2 separate regions of the Homo sapiens genome follow, and region 2 is linked to region 1. A link is an interaction called in ENCODE POLR2A ChIA-PET data of the cell type or tissue named here. Cell type or tissue: MCF 10A. All regions are shown on one strand. Links, peaks and the distances in the headings refer to the core of each region. The heading gives the core; the rest is flanking DNA.

Evidence for each region. Peaks named below come from ENCODE experiments on the same cell type or tissue, not always from the same donor. Only the 100,000 strongest peaks of a DNase experiment are listed, where the experiment ranks them.
Region 2: POLR2A ChIA-PET joins it to region 1 with 5 read pairs; 4 of 35 experiments call an interaction of 5 or more read pairs at or near these places.

Annotation. Positions count from the first base shown.
Region 1 is chr1:52,756,973-52,761,368 of GRCh38, forward strand. All of the region lies in intron 2 of ZYG11B (zyg-11 family member B, cell cycle regulator), which reads left to right. Among named protein-coding and RNA genes, the nearest start is that of ZYG11B, 33 kb to the left of the region's middle. In MCF 10A, for the core only: no CTCF peak of the experiment used is centred there; no DNase peak of the experiment used is centred there.
Region 2 is chr1:52,812,100-52,816,495 of GRCh38, forward strand. It overlaps ZYG11B (zyg-11 family member B, cell cycle regulator), which reads left to right. Exons shown (of 14, transcript NM_024646.3): 11 at 1,437-1,634; 12 at 1,761-1,813. Among named protein-coding and RNA genes, the nearest start is that of ZYG11A, 28 kb to the right of the region's middle. RefSeq lists an enhancer at 2,438-2,732. In MCF 10A, for the core only: no CTCF peak of the experiment used is centred there; a DNase peak (open chromatin) is centred at 2,582.

The sequences.
Region 1 (4,396 bases), core at 99-4,098:
ACATCTGGCTAATTTCAACATTTTTCATTTCTAATGGGGCAAACGTTTTTTGACTTTGAGAAGTCTTTTTTTTTTTTTAAATTTTTTAAGAAACAGGGCCTTGTTCTGTTGCCCAGGCTGGAGTACAGTAGCACAAAACTCCTGGGCTCATGTGATCCTCCTGGTTCAGCTTCCTGAGTAGCTGGGACTATAGCTTGGCTAATTTTTTTATTTTTATTTTTGTAGAGATAAGGTCTCACTCTGTTGCCAAGGCTGGCCTCAAACTCCTTTCCTCAAGCAATCTTCCAACCTTGGCCTCCCAAAGCACTGGGATCATAGGCATGAGCCACCATGCCCAGGTGAGAAGTCATTCTTATGTCAGAAATAACTCCTATAACTTGTATCCATTTGGAGGTTTGCCAGTATAAAATACCTTACATCGGGCCGGGCGTGGTGGCTCATGCCTGTAATCCCAGCACTTTGGGAGGCCGAGGCAGGTGAATCACCTGAGGTCAGGAGTTCGAGACCAGCCTGGCCAAGATGGCGAAACCCCATCTTTACTAAAATACAAAAATTAGCTGAGTGTGGCAATACGTGCCTATAATCTCAGCTACTCGGGAGGGTGAGACAGGAGAATCGCTTGAACCCAGGAGACAGAGGTTGCAGTGAGCCGAGGTTGTACCACTGCACTCCAGCCTGGGCGACAGAGCAAGACTCTGTCTCAAAACAAACAAACTAACAATAACAAAAAGCCTTATGTCTTCATTTGACAGTAGGAGGATTATTACTGTTATGGAAAAACTAATTTCTGATTTTGACCTTTGAGATGGGAAATCACAGCCAATTTAGTACTTTGGTTTTCAAAAACCAGTGCTGAAAATCAACTGGGAAGCTCTTATCTGTGTAGTTTTGCTTATGTATGGAGTATTTTTGTTACTTCAAGTTTTAATTTGAAAGAGATATATCTTGGCCGGGCGCAGTGGCTCACACCTGTAATCCTAGCACTTTGGGAGGTCAAGGTGGGCGGATCACGAGGTCAGGAGTTCGAGACCAGCCTGACCCACGTGGTGAAACCCCGTCTTTACTAAAAATACAAAAATTAGCCGGGCGTGGTGGCGCACACCTGTAGTCCCAGCTGCTCAGAGGGTGAGGCAGGAGAATCGCTTGAATCCAGGAGGCGGAGGTTGCAGTGAGTCGAGATTGTGCCACTGCACACCTGGCTGGGCGACAGAGCAAGACTCTGTCTCAAAAAAAAAAAAAAAAAAAAGATACACCTTTATATCTTTACAGTTGATAAACTCATAAGTATGGAATATGATTTGTCCACAGCTATAGAATAGAATGTAAATTTGCCAATAATAATAGCTGTCATTTATTGAATGCCTATGTGCCAGGGATTTTACATGTATTTTCGTGGAATTTTCGCAAAAACTCTATAAGGTAGCTCTATTATCATTCCCGTTAACATATAGATAAACTGAGGTTCAGAGAAGTAACGTCCTGAGGGTCATACTGCAAGTAAATAGTGGAGTCCTAATTCATGTGCAAGTCTGTCCAATTTTAAATATATGCTCGTTCCACTGTGCCACACAGCCTTCCTACACCTATATTAAAGGTATCCCTGCTCCTGGATGCCACATACTGGTTTATACTTTTGCTGTGGCTTTATATATATAAAACTATTAAGTATAAGTGCCAATAATGTGTTCCAAGAAAGAGTAGGATGAAATGAGGCTGTAACTGAGGCATTTTGGAATAATTTAGGAAAGAAGAAGACCTCTACATTGCTTGTTTTTCACAAAGTTTCTCATGCCAGCAGTCTCTTTGAATTTTTCCAACCTGTCATAGGAACTAGGGTAAATTTCTGTATTATATATGTTAAAGTTAAAAGTCCCTTACACAGCTGCACAACGATTTAAGAGATTATGCCAGTGCTAGCATTTCTTTCTAATCCCAATTTAATGATTATGCTCAGTATATTATTATTATTATTATTTTGAGATGGAGTCTTGCTGTGTTGCCCAGGCTGCAGTGCAGTGGTGCAATCTCAGCTCACTGCAGCCTCCACCTCCTGGGTTCAAGTGATTCTCCTGCCTCAGCCTCCTGAGTAGCTGGGACTACAGGTGCCCACCAACACGCCCAGCTAATTTTTGTATTTTTAGTAGAGACGGGGTTTCACCATGTTGGCCAGGTTGATCTTGAACTCCTGACCTCAAGTGATCCACCTGCCTCGGCCTCCCAAAGTGCTGGGATTACAGGCATGAGCCACTGCACCCAGCCAGTGCTCAGTATATTAGATTAAAAAAAGAAAACTCATCTTGTAAATCAAAAGAACAAATGCTAAGGCCTTAACTTTGCCAGATTGGGTTATCCTTTGGAAATGTAACTACTGCTAGCTAATAGTAGTAGTTAACATTTATTAAATGCTTATTATTATGTCAGGCACTATAGCGAATGCTTTATATGGATAAGATAATAGGAGTGGGTTTTAAGCAAGTCTAACTAAATATTTGTCCTCAGAGTAATGTCTTTGAGAAGCTACATGCTTGAAATGTATTTTCTACCTCTTCTTTTCAGACTGCCTTCAGATGAGGAAACTGAGGGTCAGAAAAATAACTTGTTGTCCCTAATTGTGTTACCCTAGTGTGATTACCTGTCTTCTTCATCAAGAAGGGTTCTGAATTATTTAATCTCTTTATACAAATCATTTCCATCTTTAAACAGTCAAGATTTGATACTACTGAGAATATGCAAAGAAACATGTTGCCAGTTCTTGTCTCAATTTGTAAAAGTTGCTTTATACATTTTTCTTCGTGTTTGAAAATATTCATACTGGGAAAAAAGTTATTCAGTTGATACTTTTATTTTTTATTTATTGCTGTTACTATTTTTTCCTTGAGACAGAGTCTTGCACTGTCACCCAGGCTGGAGTGCAGTGGCGCGATCTCGGCTCACTACAACCTCTGCTTCCCAGGTTTAAGCAATTCTTGTGCCTCAGCCTCCGGAGTAGCTGGGGTTACAGGCATGTGCCACCACACTTGGATAATTTTTGTATTTTTTTTAGTACAGATGGGATTTCACTATGTTGGCCAGGCTGGTCCTAAACTCCTGACCTCAAGTGATCTACCGCCTAGGCCTTCGAAAGTGCTGGGATTACAGGCGTGAGCCAGTGCTCCCGCCTTGTGAATACTTTTAAAATTGGTAATATCAGCCAAGGGCAGTGATTCACGCCTGTAATCCAAGTACTTTGGGAGGCCAAGGCAGGCGATCCGCCTGAGGTCAGGAGTTTGAGATCAGCCTGGCCAACATGGCAAAACCCTGTCTTTACTAAAAGTAACAAAAATTAGCCCGGCGTGGTGGCGGGCGCCTGTAATCCCAGCTACTGAGGAGGCTGAGGCAGAGAGAATTGCTTGAACACGGAGGTGGAGGTTGCAGTGAGCCAAGATTGCACCATTGTACTCCAGCCTGGGCGACAAGAATGAGACTCTTAACGACAACAACAACAACAACAACAAAAACAAAAAACTGGTAATATCATACTGTTTCTAATAGCATATTGATTTTAGAAAATGTTTAACATATACATTTAAAATTTTTTTACTTATTTACTCAATTCAAAGGATCAATGATATTGGTAGCAGTCTTTTTTGTGTGTTAAAAAATTTTCTTTTTCTTCTTTTATTTTTTGTAGAGACAGGGTCTTGCCATGTTCCCCAGGCTGGTCTCGAACTCCTGGCCTCAAGTTAGCCTCCTGCCTCAGGCTTCCAAAGTATTGAGATTACAGGCATGAGCCAACATGCCTGGCCTACTTTTTTTTTTTTTTTTTTTTGAGATGGAATCTCACTCTGTCGCTCAGGCTGGAGTGCAGTGGTGCAGTCTCAGCTCACTGCAGTCTCTGCCTCCTGGGTTCATTTGATCCTCCTGGCTTAGCCTCCCAAGTAGCTGGGACTACAGGTGCCTGACACTATGCACAGCTAATTTTTGTATTTTTAGTAGAGACAGGGTTTCACCATGTTGGCCAGGCTGGTCTCGAACTCCTGACATCAAATGATGCACCTGCCTTGGTCTCCCAAAGTGCTGGGATTACAGGTGTGAACCACTGTGCCTGGTGCTGGCGTATTTTTAAATTGACATATAATAATTGTACATATCTATGGGGTATGTCATGATGCTTCAGTACATATACTGTATAGTGATAAGATTGGAGTAATTAGCATATTCATCATCTCAAATATTTGTTTTGGAAATATTCACTATCATCCTTGTAGCTATTTGAAACTATGAATTATTGTTAACTGTAGTCATCATACAGTGTGTAGGACACTAGAACTGACTCCTCCTGTCTAGCTTAATTACGTATCCTTTAATCAATCTCTGCCTATCCTCCTCTTCTCTCTACAAGTCTCCAGCCTCTGCT
Region 2 (4,396 bases), core at 106-4,105, 55 kb after region 1:
TATTTATAATATTTATAATAGCTGCTTTAAGTCCTTGTCTGCTAATTCTATTATCTCTGTTATTTTTTAGTCCATTTCTTTGGATTGATTTTTCTCCTGGTTATGAATCATATTTTTCTGCCCCTTTGTATGCCTGGTAATTTTTTTATTGGATGCCGGTCCTTGTGAAATGTAACTTGGTGATTGCTAGGTTTTATTATTTTTCTCTAAAGAGTCTTATACTTTGTTCTTGCATGCAGTTACTTGCAGATCAAGTTGCTCTTCTTGAAGCTTGTTTATGTGTTATTTTATTTTATTTTATTTTTATTATTATTTCTTTGTGAGACGGAGTCTCGCTCTGTTGCCCAGGCTGGAGTGCAGTGATACGATTTCCACTCACTGCAGCCTCCACCTCCCAGGTTCAAGCAATTCTCCTGCCTCAGCCTCCCGAGTAGCTGGGATTACAGGCACATGACACCACGCCCAGCTAATTTTTCTATTTTTTTAGTAGAGATGGGGTTTCTCCATGTTGGCCAGGCTGGTCTCGAACTCCTGACCTCAGGTGATCTGCCTGCCTCAGCCTCCCAAAGTGATGGGATTACAGGCATGAACCACCATGCTTGGCTGTTTTGGGTTTGTTTGTTTGTTTGTTTGTTTGTTTGTTTTGAGATGGCATCTCACTCTGTCTCCCAGGCTGGAGTGCAGTGGTGGGATCTCAGCTCACTGTAACCTCTGCCTCCCGGGTTTAGGTGACTCTCGTGCCTCAGCCTCCCAAGTAGCTGAGATTACAGGCATGCACCACCACACCTGGCTAATTTTTGTGTATTTAGTAGAGACGGGCTTTCTCCATGTTGGCCAGGCTTGTCTTAAACTCCCAACCTCTCAGGTATGAGCCACCACACCCAGCCCTATTTATTTGTTTTGTTAGAGTGGCGTCTTATCAGACTTTACCCTACGGTTCATATATAATTTAGCCCTACTACTATCAAATACTTTGCTTATTATAAGGTCTCTTGAGTCTGGCTAGTGGAAATGTGAACTACTCCTATCCCTGTGTGACTTTAGGATTTATTCATATACTACTTTCTGGTAGTTCTTTCCCTAGCCTCCTGGAGTTTCACCCTTGTCATTACTGAGCCAGAGATTTGGGGTACAGGTCATGTGTGCTCTGTCTCTGAGTGTGGAGCTTTGTCCTTTCCAGCACTCTGTTCTACAGAGTTTTGCTGCTTGACCACCCTAAACTATGATCTCTGTTTCAACAAAACTGCTACTTTGTCTTTGGCTTACTCTTACCTTCATTGCAGTCTGTAAACTGCCCTCATTTGAATACTTTCTCTCAGGGAAATACTTTTCTTTCACCTTCCTGAATTGCCTGTTATCCAGGGCCTAAAAACAGTTATCTTAACCATTTACTATACATATTACATTAATTTTTATATTTTCTTTTTTTTTTCCAGAACAATATAGCTGAAGTACAAGAATTACATTCTGAATTAATGTGGAAAGATTTTATAGACCACATCAGTAGTCTCCTACACAGTGTGGAAGTGGAAGTCAGTTACTTTGCAGCTGGAATTATTGCCCATTTAATATCCAGAGGTGAACAAGCTTGGACATTGAGTCGTAGCCAGAGGAATTCTCTGCTGGATGATTTGGTAGGGTCATTCCATACCAACAAAAGACATTCATAGTGGTTAAACTATCAAAGCCTCATAATGTAGTAAATAATGCAGTGCTAAATAAATATTGTAATCCTTTCTTGTGTGTCTTTTGTCTTCCAGCATTCAGCTATTTTGAAATGGCCAACTCCAGAGTGTGAGATGGTAGCATACAGGTAATTAGTATCATAATTAACAGTAAACCAGCAACCTAGTCTAGAGATCATTCCTAAGAGTCATTCCTACTAGATGCATAATTTTTCCCTCAGGCACCTCAATATTGGTTATTTATTTATTTATTTTGAGACAGAGTTTCACTCCGTCGCCATGGCTGGAGTGCAGTGCATGATCTTGGCTCACTGCAACCTCCACCTCCCAGGTTGAAGCAATTCCCCTGCCTCAGCCTCCCGAGTAGCTGGGATTATAGGCGCCCACGACCACGCCCCGCTAATTTTTGTATTTTTAGTAGAGACGAGGTTTCACCATGTTGGCCAGGCTGGTCTTGAACTCCTGACCTCAGGTGATCTGCCTGCCTGGGCCCCCCTAAGTGCTGGGATTACAGGCGTGAGCCACCACACCCAGCCAAAAGTATTGGCTTTAAAAGAAGCAAAGTATTTTGACTTTTTTCTACCACCTATCACTCTTCATGTTTCCTTCATTTCACATTTGTTGAAGACAAGTGCTAGGAATTTGTTCTATGCTCTTGAAATACAAAAATGAACAAAGACATGGTGTCTGCACACAAGAATTTTATATCCTTGTGAGGGAGAGTGAATGTGGATCAGATAAAATACCGTTATGCCAAATGTCCATAGAATGTTATGAAATTAAAGGTGAAGCCCAGTGGGGTAGCACATACCTGTAGTCCTGGGAGGATCACTTGAGCCCAGGAGTTTGAGGCTGCAGTGAGTTATGATTGCATCACTGCATTCCAGCCTGAGTGACAGAGCAAGACTCCAAATGTAAATACACACACACACACACACACACACACACCTTTCAGAGGAAGTGAGTTGTGACCTGAGTGTTGAAAGATAAGGAGAGGCAGGAGATTTTTAGGAAGAAAAAGCATCGTATTAATGTAGGAAGGTCTAAAATAAAATGACACATTGAAGGAATTAGAAGTAGCACCAGATTTGGGCCAGGCATTGTGGCTCATGCCTATAATCCCAGCACTTTGGGAGGCTGAGGTGGGTGGATCACTTCAATCCAGGAGTTCGAGACCAGCTTGGCCAACATGTTGAAACCCCTGTCTCTACTGAAAGAACAAAGTTAGTGGGGCATGGTGGTGCACACCTGTAATTCCAGCTACTTGGGAGGCTGAGGCATGAGAATCGCTTGAACTTGGGAGGTGGAGGTTGCAGTGAGCTGAGATGGCGCCACTGCACTGCAGCCTGGGTGACAGAATGAGACTCTCAAAAAAGGAATAACACTAGATTTGGTTGGGGAAACAGTTTGTAATAATTTATTAAAGGGCATACTGGGCCTGGCATGGTGGCTCACACCTATAATCCCAACACTTTGAGAGACTGAGGTGGTAGTATCACTTGAGTTCAGGAGTTGCAGACTAGCCTAGGCATCATAGTGAGACCTCATCTCTACTAAAAAATAAAAAAACCTGGGCATGATGGCATACACCTGTAGTCCCACCACTTCGGAAGGCCAAGGCAGGTAGATCACTTGAGCTCAGCCTGAGCAACATAGTGAGACCCCGTCTCTACAAAAAATAAAAAATTAGCCAGTTGTGGTGGCACATCCCTGTAGTCCAAGCTGCTTGGGAGGCTAAGGTGGGAGAATCGCTTGAGCCTGGAAGGTTGAGGCTGCAATGAGTTGAGATCGCCTTACTGCACTCCAGCCTGAGCAACAGAGTGAGACCCTGTCTCAAATAAATAAATAAATGTAAAAATAAATAAATAGGCCGGGCATGGTGGCTCATGCCTGTAATCCCAGCACTTTGGGAGGCCGAGGCGGGCAGATCACGAGGTCAGGAGATCGAGACTATCCTGGCTAACGTGGTGAAACCCCGTCTCTACTAAAAATACAAAAAAATTAGCCGGGCGTGGTGGCAGGCGCCTGTAGTCCCAGCTACTTGGGAGGCTGAGGCAGGAGAATGCCGTGAACCCAGGAGGCGGAGGTTGCAGTGAGCTGAGATCGCGCCACTGCACTCCAGCCTGGGCGACAGAGCGAGACTCCGTATCAAAATAAATAAATAAATAAATAACAAAAATTAAGAAGTGCATACTGGATGCCTAACTCTGTTTGTAATTAGATAACTTGATAATTAAATTACTAATTACCTGAAGTATTTAATTTTTATTCAACTTATTTTTTTTGTTTGGTTCATAAATGCTGATGTTGCCAACATTTTTTTTATTTCTCCAACTTATGTTCCACCTATTTTTATTCAGACCAGTAGAAAATAGAAGGGATAATTATACATCTTTTTCATAGTGTTCTACTAGTTAGTTATCACCTAATTTCTCTATTTCTTAGTTTCCAAACCAAGATCTACTTATCTTCAAATGTGTATCTTTAAGACTAAAAAGTGCTTTTGGAAAAATTTTTTCTCTTTCACTACCATGTTCTAATCACCTTCCATCTTCTGTACTGAGTCATGTCTGAATGCAGTCTTCTCTGAAATGGTTAAGACAAAGAAATGATATTCTATAGCTCATTTATATTAGTCTAAATATAATAGGATAAAATTTTGAAAATGAAAAGTTTAGGAATCACTGCTTTAGGAAATTACGCTAAATATG